Linked DNA regions of Homo sapiens: region 2 is linked to region 1. A link is a loop called in an ENCODE intact Hi-C map of the cell type or tissue named here. Cell type or tissue: PC-9. All regions are shown on one strand. Links, peaks and the distances in the headings refer to the core of each region. The heading gives the core; the rest is flanking DNA.

Region 1 (4,000 bases), core at 1-4,000:
TGAGGAATTTCAGAAGCTGTGATGTCTGTAAAGCGCTTAGCCCAGTGCCTGCCACTTAAGCGCTAAGTTAAAGGCAGTGATTACGAACTGCTGGGGTCGGGGTGGATCTGCGCCATTGCTGGGTGTGGGAATGTCGATGCCTTGTACATGATTGCTTATTTGAACTGATTCTGCTGTTGCCCTGCTTGTCAGCTACAGTCAGTCCCTCTTGGGCTGGCGGGACTGGGAGGGAGGGGGGACTGGGATTAAGAAAGAAGGGATCTAACAGAGACAGTCTGGAGCTCCTAGAACTTTGGGGGCTTTGGGGGTCAAACTTGCTTGCTTCCCTCTGGGGTTATTTTCCTCTTAATCTACTCTCCCTTCATTGGGAGTCACTTTAGAAAGCTGCTTTTGGCCCGCCATAATATATCAGCTTCTGTAGCAGCTGCACATTCCCCAGAGGGCCTGGGAGCTGGGCTTTCTCCCAGGGCCAGGGTAGGTGAGAGCACAGAATCTGGCCTTGTCCTTCACAGAACAAGGCCAGCCCTTTGGTATGAGCAGGGGAAGGAGAGTGGGCACCAGCTTTGAGGCTCGGGCTTCATGCCCGCCGTAGGTCAGATCACAAAAGGAGGCCCCACAGCCCTCGAGGAAGGGAGGGCTTGCAGTTGGCAGGAGCTGGGGGCTCAGATCAGCCTGTGCAGTCAGGAGGGAGGGAGAGACCCCAATTTCTGAGTGAGACTCCTAACTGTTTTCTCTCTCCACAGGTGACCCTGGCAGCAACCCCAACAAACGCCAGAGGCAGCCCCCTCTCCTGGGAGATCACCCCGCAGAATATGGTGAGGGCAGGGGGTTCCCCTCCGTGGACTCCCGTGGCTCATGTGCCCCTGCCCGCCGCCCGCCGTGCAAATTCTCACCCGTCCTCCCTCTCTTTCCTTCCCACCCCCCAGGAGGGCCCCACGGTGGGTACCACAGCCATTACCATGATGAGGGCTACGGGCCCCCCCCACCTCACTACGAAGGGAGAAGGATGGGTCCACCAGTGGGGGGTCACCGTCGGGGCCCAAGTCGCTACGGCCCCCAGTATGGGCACCCCCCACCCCCTCCCCCACCACCCGAGTATGGCCCTCACGCCGACAGCCCTGTGCTCATGGTCTATGGCTTGGATCAATCTAAGATGAACTGTGACCGAGTCTTCAATGTCTTCTGCTTATATGGCAATGTGGAGAAGGTGAGCTGCTGCCGGGCCCCCTGGGTTCCTCGCTGAGCCTCGTATCTTGCCAGTCAGCACGGGAAAGAACCAGGGGGGAGCCTGGTGTGGCGCTGGGCGGGCAGACGCCAATGAGTGACTCAGTGAGCTCAGGCAGCCTGCTTGCAGACGGGTTTTGTTTGGTCCTCACTGTATGTGGGTGTTGTGTTTTTGAATTACCAATGTTTAAAAAAAAGATTTTATCACATAAAAGTACTAATACCAGTACATGAACATAGAGATTTATAAAACATAAAAATGAATCCATTATAGTGAAACACCATCGTTTAAGGATTTCCTCCTGAAAACTTAAGACCTGGCAACACCGGGCCTTCTGCCTTCCCATGGGACAGTTGACTGGGGCTAGCGGTGGCTGAGTGTCTACCTGAGACCAGGCGGCATTTTGCTTAACATTAAACCCGTCTGGGTCTTGGGGGCCTTTGTGCAGCTCATGACTTGGCCCATTACTTAGAGTAGTTCGTAACACAGGTGAAGTGTTGTTAGTTACCAGGCACTGTTAAAGATGCTTTACATGTAGTGACCTGTGTAATTTCTCACATTAATCCTTAATGAGATGGACAGGGGAAGTGGAGGACGGGGCTTAAATAACGCGCCCAGGTTCACATAGCCTTTATGTGAAGCAGGACTCAGAGCCAGACTGCCTGGCTCCAGAGCCGGCACTGCTCTGTTGTAACCCAGCTGAAGGAGTATTTTACCTTGTGACTGTAGACACAGCCATCCATAGATCACACACGTCTGTGTGTAACAGACAAAATGGTGAAAATGGCTGATTTGATTTCTGATTCCTGTACAGTTTTCTGTCATGCTTCACTAAATGATTTACTGGTGGGTTATGTCCCACAGTTAAAAACATGGCCCAGGCTCTGCTTCTCACTATGGGTTGAGCACTTGGTGTGGGCCAGGCATGTTTTTCTAGTGGTCCCGATTAACTGTGAGGACATGGGAGGCCAGAGCAGGGGTTATTATCACTAACTTGGGAGGGGCAGGAGAGGGGACCCTGGCAGCTGGACAGAGGTGCTGACTGCAGCTACTCTCCCCAAGGTGAAATTCATGAAAAGCAAGCCGGGGGCCGCCATGGTGGAGATGGCTGATGGCTACGCTGTAGACCGGGCCATTACCCACCTCAACAACAACTTCATGTTTGGGCAGAAGCTGAATGTCTGGTAGGTGCTCAGGCTCGGGAGGGCAGCAGAGGTACAGGGGAGAGAAAAGGAGGGGAATGGGGCCCAGCAGAGGAGCACAGTGAGGCCGAGGTGTTGACTCACACAGAAATGGGATGTGGCAGGTGTGTTCCCAGACGTGTCTCTGACACCACAGGAGAAAGTGAGTCAGCCTTGCCTCAGGTGTAGAGCAATGCCCCAAGGCACACAGGGCAAGCTAAGCCTCTGGAGGCCACAGGGGAAAGCTTCAGGGACAACTTTGGGTATGACAAAGGCTCCCCTTTCTTCCTTGCTGCAGTGTCTCCAAGCAGCCAGCCATCATGCCTGGTCAGTCATACGGGTTGGAAGACGGGTCTTGCAGTTACAAAGACTTCAGTGAATCCCGGAACAATCGGTTCTCCACCCCAGAGCAGGCAGCCAAGAACCGCATCCAGCACCCCAGCAACGTGCTGCACTTCTTCAACGCCCCGCTGGAGGTGACCGAGGAGAACTTCTTTGAGGTGTGTGCCGTGGAGCTGCGCAGGCAGTCGGGTCCTTGCCACGGCCGTCTGAGTAGGCCATTCATTTCAGTCTTTTCTGCAAATAGCTGTTGAACTCCTGTCCTGCCTGGCCCTGGGTTGAGTGCTAGGGACACAGCAGAGGCCAGGACAGATAGGAATCTGTGCTCTCAAACTGGACAGGGTGAGAATGGCACCAAGTTTCTAGCAACACCATTTGCCGCGTTCCTTCCTTTTACATTTTTGGCAAGCAGGGCAACTGCTCGTTTGCTGGGAAAGCTGCTTCACAGGCCCAGTGATGAGGGCCCAATTTCACAAGAACCGCATTGGCGTAGGCTTCGGGTGCCATCACCCTGATACCATCAGAAGGTGGGGCCCTGTAAAGCTCAGTCAGGGGGAACTGAGGCAGCGGAAGGGAGGAGGAACTCAAGTGGATCTGGCTGTGGTCTGAAATGTTGACCTTGCATTCAGCAAACAGTGTTCAGCAAACAGCCGGGTGCAGATATCCACATAGCTGTTGAAGTTGGGAACGAAAAAGCAGCTTCCCAGTCTCAGGCAACTTAATAATTAAAGAGCATTGTTGCTGGCCTTTTTATGACACAGGGATGCCTTAGGGTATGTGATAAAATCTACAAGCCTTTTCTCCTGAAAACTTCAAGTACTGAGTCATGCAGGGCCTGGTCTGCTTGAATCCTGTGTGGCGGCCCTTTTGTTTCAGAGTTCATTTACTACCTGTTTTCTTTTGCAGATCTGCGATGAGCTGGGAGTGAAGCGGCCATCTTCTGTGAAAGTATTCTCAGGCAAAAGTGAGTCGAGTGTGCCCACCTCCTTGCCCTAATTGCATGGTGGTTGGTGGGCAGCTGCCTAGTTCCTATTGGGTGAGTCTAAAACCTTTACTTTTCCCCTTGGTTTGCAATCAGGTGAGCGCAGCTCCTCTGGACTGCTGGAGTGGGAATCCAAGAGCGATGCCCTGGAGACTCTGGGCTTCCTGAACCATTACCAGATGAAAAACCCAAGTGAGTATCTGTGTGTCCTGCAGGCATCAACCTGGTGACCTAATGGGTTGGCTGGCTTCAGGCCAGGGATGTCCTTCCTGC
Region 2 (7,850 bases), core at 2,208-6,207, 200 kb before region 1:
CAGGCATTTATGTATATTTTAAAATATAATACTTCAGGCCAGGCATGGTGGCTCACACCTGTAACCACAGCACTCTGGGAGGCCAAGGTGAGTGGATCATCTGAGGTCAGGAGCTCGAGACCAGCCTGGCCAACATGGTGAAACCCTGTCTCTACTAAAAATACAAAAAAAAAAAAAAATTAGCTGGGCATGGTGGTGCACACCAGTGATCCCAGCACTCGGGAGGCTAAGGCAGGACAATCACTTGAACCTGGGAGGCAGAGGTTGCAGTGAGCTGAGATCGTGCCACTGCACTCCAGCCTGGGCAACAGAGTGAAACTTGGTCTCAATAAATAAATTAATTAATTAATTAATTAAAATAAAATATGACACTTCAGTCAAAGCCTTGGTGATATAGCCAGTGTTTTCTATTATATCTTGCTTATAAAGAAAGGGCAGACTTTTTCTGAACTTATGTAAATAAAAATAAGAATACTCACGAAGAGTTTCCAGATTTTGGAGGAATCAAGTGAGGAGAAAAAGCAAATGCTTTCACCTTTTGTTGTTGTTGCTGTTGTTTTTGGAGGAGTCTGGCTCTATCACCTGTTACCCAGGCTGTAGTGCAATGGCAAAGTCTTGGCTCACTGCAACCTCTGTCTCCTGGGTTCAAGCAATTCTCCTGCCTCAGCCTCCCAAGTAGCTGGGATTACAGGTGTGTCCCACCATGCCTGGCTCATTTTTGTATTTTTAATAGGGACAGGGTTTCACCATGTTGGCCAGGTTGGTCTCGAACTCCTGACCTCAAGTGATCTGCCTGCCTCGGCCTCCCAAAGTGCTGGGATTACAGCCATGAGCCACCACGCCTGGCCAAGACCTGATGGTTTTATAAGGGGCTTTTCCCCTTTTGCTCAGCACTTCTCTCTCCTGCTGCCCTGTGAAGAGGGGCATGTTGATTCCCCTTTTGCCATGATTGTAAGTTTCTTGAGGCCTGCCCAGCCATGCTGAAGAACTGTGAGTCAATTAAACCTCTTTCCTTTATAAATTATCCAGTCTTGGGTATTTATTCATAGCAACTTGAGAACGGACTAATACAGTAACCTTAAATTTTAGTGAAAACCTGGGAAGCAAGAAATATTGCATTGCCTGTCACATATGAGTATTTTATAAACGAAAATCATTTAATAACTTTACAAACATGTTTTCCCATAATTTTCGTGTATTAATAGACTCCAAAATATTTAGTTTTTATAATTATAAGAAGCCAGCTGGAGCTGGGCATGGTGGCTCATGCCTGTAATCCCAGCACTTTGGGAGGCTGAGGTGAGTGGGTCACTTGAGGTCAGGAGTTTGAGACCACTCTGGCCAACATGGTGAAACCGCATCTCTACTAAAAATACGAAAATTAGCCCAGCACGGTGGTGGGTGCCTATAATCCCAGCTACTTGGGAGGCTGAGGCAGGAAAATCTCTTGAACCCAGGAGGTAGAGGTTGTAGTGAGCTGAGATCATGCCACTGAACTCCAGCCTGGGAGACAGAGCGAGTCTCCATCACAAGAAAAAGAAGAAGAAGAGAAAAAGAAGCTAGCTGGGCACAGTGACTCATGCCTATATCCTAGCAATTTAGAAGGCCAAAGCAGACAGAACACTTGAGCCCAGGAGTTCAAGACCAGCCTGGGCAACATAGCAAAACTTTGTCTCTGCAAAAAATAAAAAACTTAGCTAGGCATGGTGGTGCACACCTATAGTTCCAGGTACTTGGGAGGCTCAGCTGGAGGATCACCTGAGCCCAGGGAGATTGAGGCTGCAGTGTGAACCTAATTAACAAACAGAGAGAGGTTCTATAAAAGAAGAGATGTTTGCACCAGGCACGTTGGCTCACACCTGTAATCCCAGCACTTTGGGAGGCTGAGGTGGGCGGATCACCTGAGGTCAGGAGTTCAAGACTAGCCTGATCAACATGGTGAAATCCCATCTCTACTAAAAATACAAAAAAAAATAGTTGGGTGTGGTGGTGGGCGCCTGTAATCCCAGCCACTCAGGAGGCCAAGGCAGGAGAATCACTTGAACTGGGGAGGCAAAGGTTGCAGTGAGCCGAGATTGCGCCACTGCACTCCAGCCTGGGCAACAGAGCCAGATTCCATCTCAAAAAAAAAGAGAGAAAAGATGTTTGTTTGGGAATACAGCACTGCAATGAGAATCTGCATGCCATAGTGAACTATGTGCAGATTCAGGAAGGTAAAGGAAGACAAAGGCTCTTACAAGAAAAAATGAGGAGTACATAATTGTTTTGAAATAATTATCCTTGACTACAAAGATCAAAATCGAGGGTGATGCCCGTTCGAGGTCAGACAGGCAGCTCTTCCACGGAGGGCTTTGTAGAACCATTTTTTGTGTAAAGTTGTAATGCCCTTTGGGCAAGTTTATGGTTTCTGTAGAGTCTTTTGTAATCATTTTTGTTATCAGGCGTATAAACATGAGAACTCTGTCTTTATGGCGTTCCCTGGCTCTATTTGTCAAGGTTTTCTTTTTCTTTTTTTTTTTTGAGATGGAGTCTTGCTCTGTCAACCAGGCTGGAGTGCAGTGTGACGCCATCTCGGCTTACTGTAACCTCCATCTCCTGGGTTCAAGCGATTCTCCTGTCTCAGCCTCCTGAGTAGCTGGGACTACAGGTGTGCACCACCATGCCTGGCTAATTTTTGTATGTTTAGTAGAGATGGGGTTTCGCCATGTTGGCCAGGCTGGTCTCAAACTCCTGACCTCAAATGATCCACCTCCCCTTCAGCCTCCCAAAGTGCTGGGAATAAGGCATGAGCCACTACGCCCGGCCTACCCAGGAAAGAATTCAAGGGCAATCCAGAGGTAGAAGAAACAGCTTTATTGAAGTGGCAGTGTCACAGCTCGGTGGTCGCTACTGCAGAGCAGGGCTATTCATAGGCAGGCAGTAGCAGCCCAGGGCAGTTCCACAGTCATATTTATACCCACTTTTAATTTTGCATGCAGATTAAGGGGCGTTTCATGCAGAAATTTCTAGGGAAGGAGGAGTAATCATTGGGTCATTGCTGTGGAAAGGGGCAGTAACTCGTGGTGTTGCCATGGCGATAGTAAATTGACATGGCACACTGGTGGGCCTGTCTCATAGAAAGCCGTTTCCGGCTGAGCGCAGTGGCTCACACCTGTAATCCCAGCACTTTGGGAGGCCCAGGTGAGTGGATCACCTGAGGTCTGGAGTTCGAGACCAGCCTGGCCAACATGGTGAAACCCCGTCTCTACTAAAAATACAAAATTAGGCAGGTGTGGTGGGGTGCGCCTGTAATCCCAGCTACTCGGGAGGCTGAGGCAGGAGAATCGCTTGCACCTGGGAGGCAGAGGTTGGAGTGAGCTGAGCTTGTACCACTGCACTCCAGCCTGGCCGACAGAGCAAGACTCTGTCTTAATAATAATAATAATAATAATAATAATAATAATAATAATAATAATAGAAAGCTGGCCGGGCGCCGTGGCTCGCGCCTGTAATCCCATAACTTTGGGAGGCTGAGGCGGGCGAATTGCGAGGTCAGGAGATGGAGACCATCCTGGCTAACACGGTGAAACCCAGTCTCTACTAAAAACACAAAAAATTAGCCGAGCGTGGTGGCACATGACTGTAGTCCCAGCTACTCGAGGGGCTGAGGTAGGAAAATCGCTTGAACCTGGGAGGCGGAGGTTGCAGTGAGCCGACCAACTCCAGCCCGGCAACAGAGCGAGACTCCATCTCAAATAAATAAATAAATACATAAATAAATAAAACTGCTTCCCACCCTCCTGCTGTCCTCCACCGCCCTGTTCTACCAAGTCCTCAGTCTGATCTGGTGTCCAAGCCACGCCTCTGGAGTCGAGTCCCGCCTCCTACCTCACTCTAATCCTGTTAACAATGGCCTCCAGGGAGAGCTGTAGTCCAGAAAGCCGCATTGGTGGAACCTCTAACACCCTTGGAATTAGTCGTGCAGCCCACTTCTCTGTTCCCGGAGGTCCATGACATTTCTACTTCTGCAAACTGGACCAGCAGGACTTTCCCCAGCTTCCCACCCACACCCCTAGCAGAGAGAGAAGACTGCAGCCCCCACTCACGTTTGCTTTGCATCAGTGTTGCTCAACCTCATCAGAGCCAGTGCTCCCGATGTATAGCAAATAATTTCTTACCTTGAAATGAAACACTTAGATAATAAAACCTAGCTCCAAAATGCCCTAACTATAAGGTAAAGGGGAAATAAAAGGAGAGAAATTTAAGTTAGCAGAGCCTGGTGGCGTGTGCCTGCAATCCCAGCTACTCGGGAGGCTGAGGAAGGAGAATCACTTGAAGCCAGGAGGCGGAGGTTGCAGTGAGCCGAGATCGTGCCACTGCACTCCAGCCTGGGCAACAGAACGAGACTCCATCTCAAAAAAAAAAAAATGTGTATCAACATGCAAGGGATGTTTGGCTTGATTCCTGTAAGATTCAGCTACTCAATGCTTCGTCCTGGGAGCATAGGCTTTGGCATCTTCTGGGAGTTTGTTACAAATGTGGGCCTGATGATTTGGAATCCCCAGGGGGTTTGGTATATCTCTAGAACATTTCCCCCTCTGTGTGGAGTCTCTGAAGCAACAGCTCCATAAAACCCACAGCTGGCCCTCCTGAATTAAGAGATTTCCTGGTTTGCTGAACTGAAGAACAACTCTGCTTTATCCATTACAAGGAAGGTAATTTTGAAAGTGCCAATCCGTTTTTTTGTTCTCTGTTTCTGCTTTCCTCAGCCCTTTTCTGGCTATAAAGTATAGGGACAAGGCCAGTGTGATGGCTCACACCTGTAATCCCAGCACTTTGGGAGACCAAGGCAGGAGGATCACTTGAGGCCAAGAGTTTGAGATGAGACTGGATGGACATTGTAGCAAGACCCCATCTCTGCAAAAAAAATTTTAAAATTACCCAGACATGGTGGGACTATAGCTGTGCCTATAATCCCATGTATTCGAGAGGCTGAGATGGGAGGATCACTTGAGGCTGGGAGGTCACAGCTGCAGTGACCTGACTCATGCCTGCAATCCCAGCACTTTGAGAGGCTGAGGTGGGAGGATGGCTTGAGCCTGGGAGGTCAAGTCTGCAGTGAGCCAGGATCACACCACTGCACTCCAAACTGGGTGACAGAGTGAGACTTCATCTCAAAAGAACTTTATAAAATTTTTAACAAGTGAAGGGACAAGTGAAACTTTCCATCCACCGTCTCTGAAGGCTTGATAATTTGAGTCTCTGAAATAAACTTGACAGTAGACAAATGAACTAGAGAAAAGGCACACAAATCCATTATGTGCACACACAGAGAAACCCCACAAAGTATGAGATTCAAAGAAGGTCCAGATGGTTGAAGCTTAAATAGCATTTTGAGATACAGAAATAGATAGGGGCTAGGAGGCTTCTGGACCATGGTGGTGACAAGCTAAGGTAGGGTGAAGGGCAGAACTGCACTAAGAACAAAGGTCATCTTATTTGCAGATAAAGTCTCTCAGGTAGCAGCCCTCAGAGAGATGGGTGAATCCTGTCTGGGTGTGGTGTCTTTGGGGTGGACACCAAGAGTCTTGCCCTTGGGAGGAGAACCAGGGACTGGAAAAGGACACTGACTTTTCAGTATCTGCCCTTTTGACCTACTTGGAATTTTTTTTTTTTTTTTTTTTTTTTTGAGATGGAGTCTTGCTCTGTCACCCAGGTTACAGTGCAGTGGCTCAATCTCAACTTACTCCAACCTCCGCTTCCCAGGTTTGAGCGATTCTCCTGCCTCAGCCTCCTGAGTAGCTGGGACTATAGGTGTGTGCCACCACACCCAGCTAATTTTTTTATTTTAAGTAGAGATGGGGTTTCACCACGTTGGCCAGGCTGGTCTCGAACTCCTGACCTCAAGTGATCTGCCTGCCTCGGCCTCCAAAAGTGCTGGGATTACAGGCATCAGCCACAGTCCCTGGCCAACCTACTCAAACTTTTTAAACCTTTTAACTGTTAAAAAAAAAATCAGGCCAGGTGCAGTGGTTCATGCCTGTAATCCCAGCACTTTGGGAGGCCAAGGCGGGAGGATCACCTGAGGTCAGGAGTTTGAGATCAAGCCATTGCATTCCAGCCTGGATGACAAAGTGAAAAAAGTTTTTAAAAAAGTCAAATACTTGAGTCATCATATCTCATTATCAACAAGATTCCCACTGCTTATATATTACATTAAAACTAATATATTAGTTTTAGTGGGCACAGTTGCTCATGCCTATAATCCCAGCACTTGGGGAGGTGGAGGCGAGAGGACCACTTGAGCTCAGGAGTTTGAGACCACCCTGGGCAACAGCAAGACCTTGTCTCTCCTTTAGTCCCAGCTACCCCAGAGGCTAAGGCAGGAGGATGGCTTGACTCCAGGAGTTTGAGGCTAAAGTGAGCTACGACAGAGTGAGACCTGGTCTCAAATATATATATATAAACAGTTTTTTTTAGACAAATTTTCACTCTTGTCGCCCAGGCTGGAGTGCAATGGTGGGATCTCAGCTCACTGCAACCTGTGCCTCCTGGGTTCAAGTGATTCTTCTGCCTTAGCCTCCTGAGTAGCTGGGACTACAAGTGCGCACCACCATGCCCACCTAATTTTTTTTTTTTTTTTTTTTGGTATTTTTAGTAGAGTTGGGGTTTCACCATATTGGCCAGGCTGGTCTCGAACTCCTGGCCTCGTGATCTGCCACCTCGGCCTCCCACAGTGCTGGGATTACAGGCATAAGCCACTGCACCTAGGTTTTTGTATTTTTAGTAGGGACGGAGTTTTACCATGTTGGTGAAGCTGGTCTCAAACACTTGACCTCAGGTGATCCACCTGCCTCGGCCTCCCAAAGTGTTGGGATACAGGTGTGAGCCACCGTGTCCAGTTGAAACAAAATTTTAAAAATGAAAATATACATATTGAGAAGAAATTAGACCAGCATAATAGTTCATCCATCTCTCCTAATTCAGGGTCTCCCTCTCCTATCCACCCAACCCAGCCTCGTTATGCCCCATTTCCCTTCTCTGCTCTAATTTTTCACAGCACTAATCACTTTTTAACACACACACACTTATTATGTTTACTGTTCATCATGACAGAAGCACATTACAGGCTAGTTTGAAGTGTATACACTAATACAACCGTTTCATTCTTTTTTTTACTTGTTTTCTTTTTCTTTTTCTTTTTTTTTTTTTTTTTTTTTTGAGACAGGGTCTCGATGTGTAGCCCAGGCTGAAGTGCAGTGGCATGATCACAGCTCACTGCAGCCTCAACCTCCCAGGCTCAAGCCATCCTCCCACCTCAGCCTCCCAAGTAGCTGAGACTACAGGTGCACACCACTATTTGCAGCTACTTTTTAAATTTTTTGTAGAGACGGGGTTTCACTGTGTTGCCAGCGCTGGTCTCAAACTCCTGGGCTCAAGAGATCCTCCTGCCTCGGCCTCCCAAAGTGCTGGGATTACAGGTGTGAGCCCCCATGCCAGGACCCATTTAATTCTTTTCTGCATTTGTGGAGAGGATTCTAAGAGGGTCAAAAGGAGGTTTTATTTATTTTATTTATTTAAGACAGCTTCTCACTCTGTCGCCTAGGCTGGAGTGCAGTGGTGAGGTCTCAGCTCACTGCAACCTCTGCCTCCCTTGTTGAAGTGATTCTCATGCCTCAGCTTCCCGAGTAGCTGGGATCACAGGCATGCGCCACCATGCCCGGCTAATTTTTGTATTTTCAGTAGAGACGGAGTTTCGCCATTTTGGCCAGGCTGGTCTCACACTCCTGACCTCAAGTGATCCGCCTGCCTCAGCCTCCCAAAGTTCTGGGATTACAGGCGTGAGCCATCATGCCCGGCCTGGAGGTTTT

The links. A loop is a pair of places that touch in the nucleus more often than their neighbours do. Peaks named below come from ENCODE experiments on the same cell type or tissue, not always from the same donor. Only the 100,000 strongest peaks of a DNase experiment are listed, where the experiment ranks them.
Region 2: a loop joins it to region 1, with 2.7 times the contacts of the local background. A loop is called at or near these places in 1 of 110 quality-filtered maps.

What each region holds. Positions count from the first base shown.
Region 1 is chr19:38,837,303-38,841,302 of GRCh38, reverse strand. It overlaps HNRNPL (heterogeneous nuclear ribonucleoprotein L), which reads left to right. Exons shown (of 13, transcript NM_001533.3): 7 at 744-815; 8 at 927-1,207; 9 at 2,288-2,409; 10 at 2,705-2,906; 11 at 3,652-3,709; 12 at 3,824-3,919. LOC124904712 (a long non-coding RNA gene) reads right to left here. Exons shown (of 2, transcript XR_007067252.1): 2 at 1,452-4,000. Among named protein-coding and RNA genes, the nearest start is that of ECH1, 7.5 kb to the right of the region's middle. In PC-9, for the core only: CTCF peaks have their summits at 2,207 and 2,409; DNase peaks (open chromatin) are centred at 2,562 and 3,482; H3K4me3 peaks cover 1,610 bases; H3K27ac peaks cover 3,362 bases.
Region 2 is chr19:39,034,408-39,042,257 of GRCh38, reverse strand. No RefSeq gene overlaps it. Among named protein-coding and RNA genes, the nearest start is that of FBXO27, 5.8 kb to the right of the region's middle. In PC-9, for the core only: a CTCF peak has its summit at 3,975; no DNase peak of the experiment used is centred there.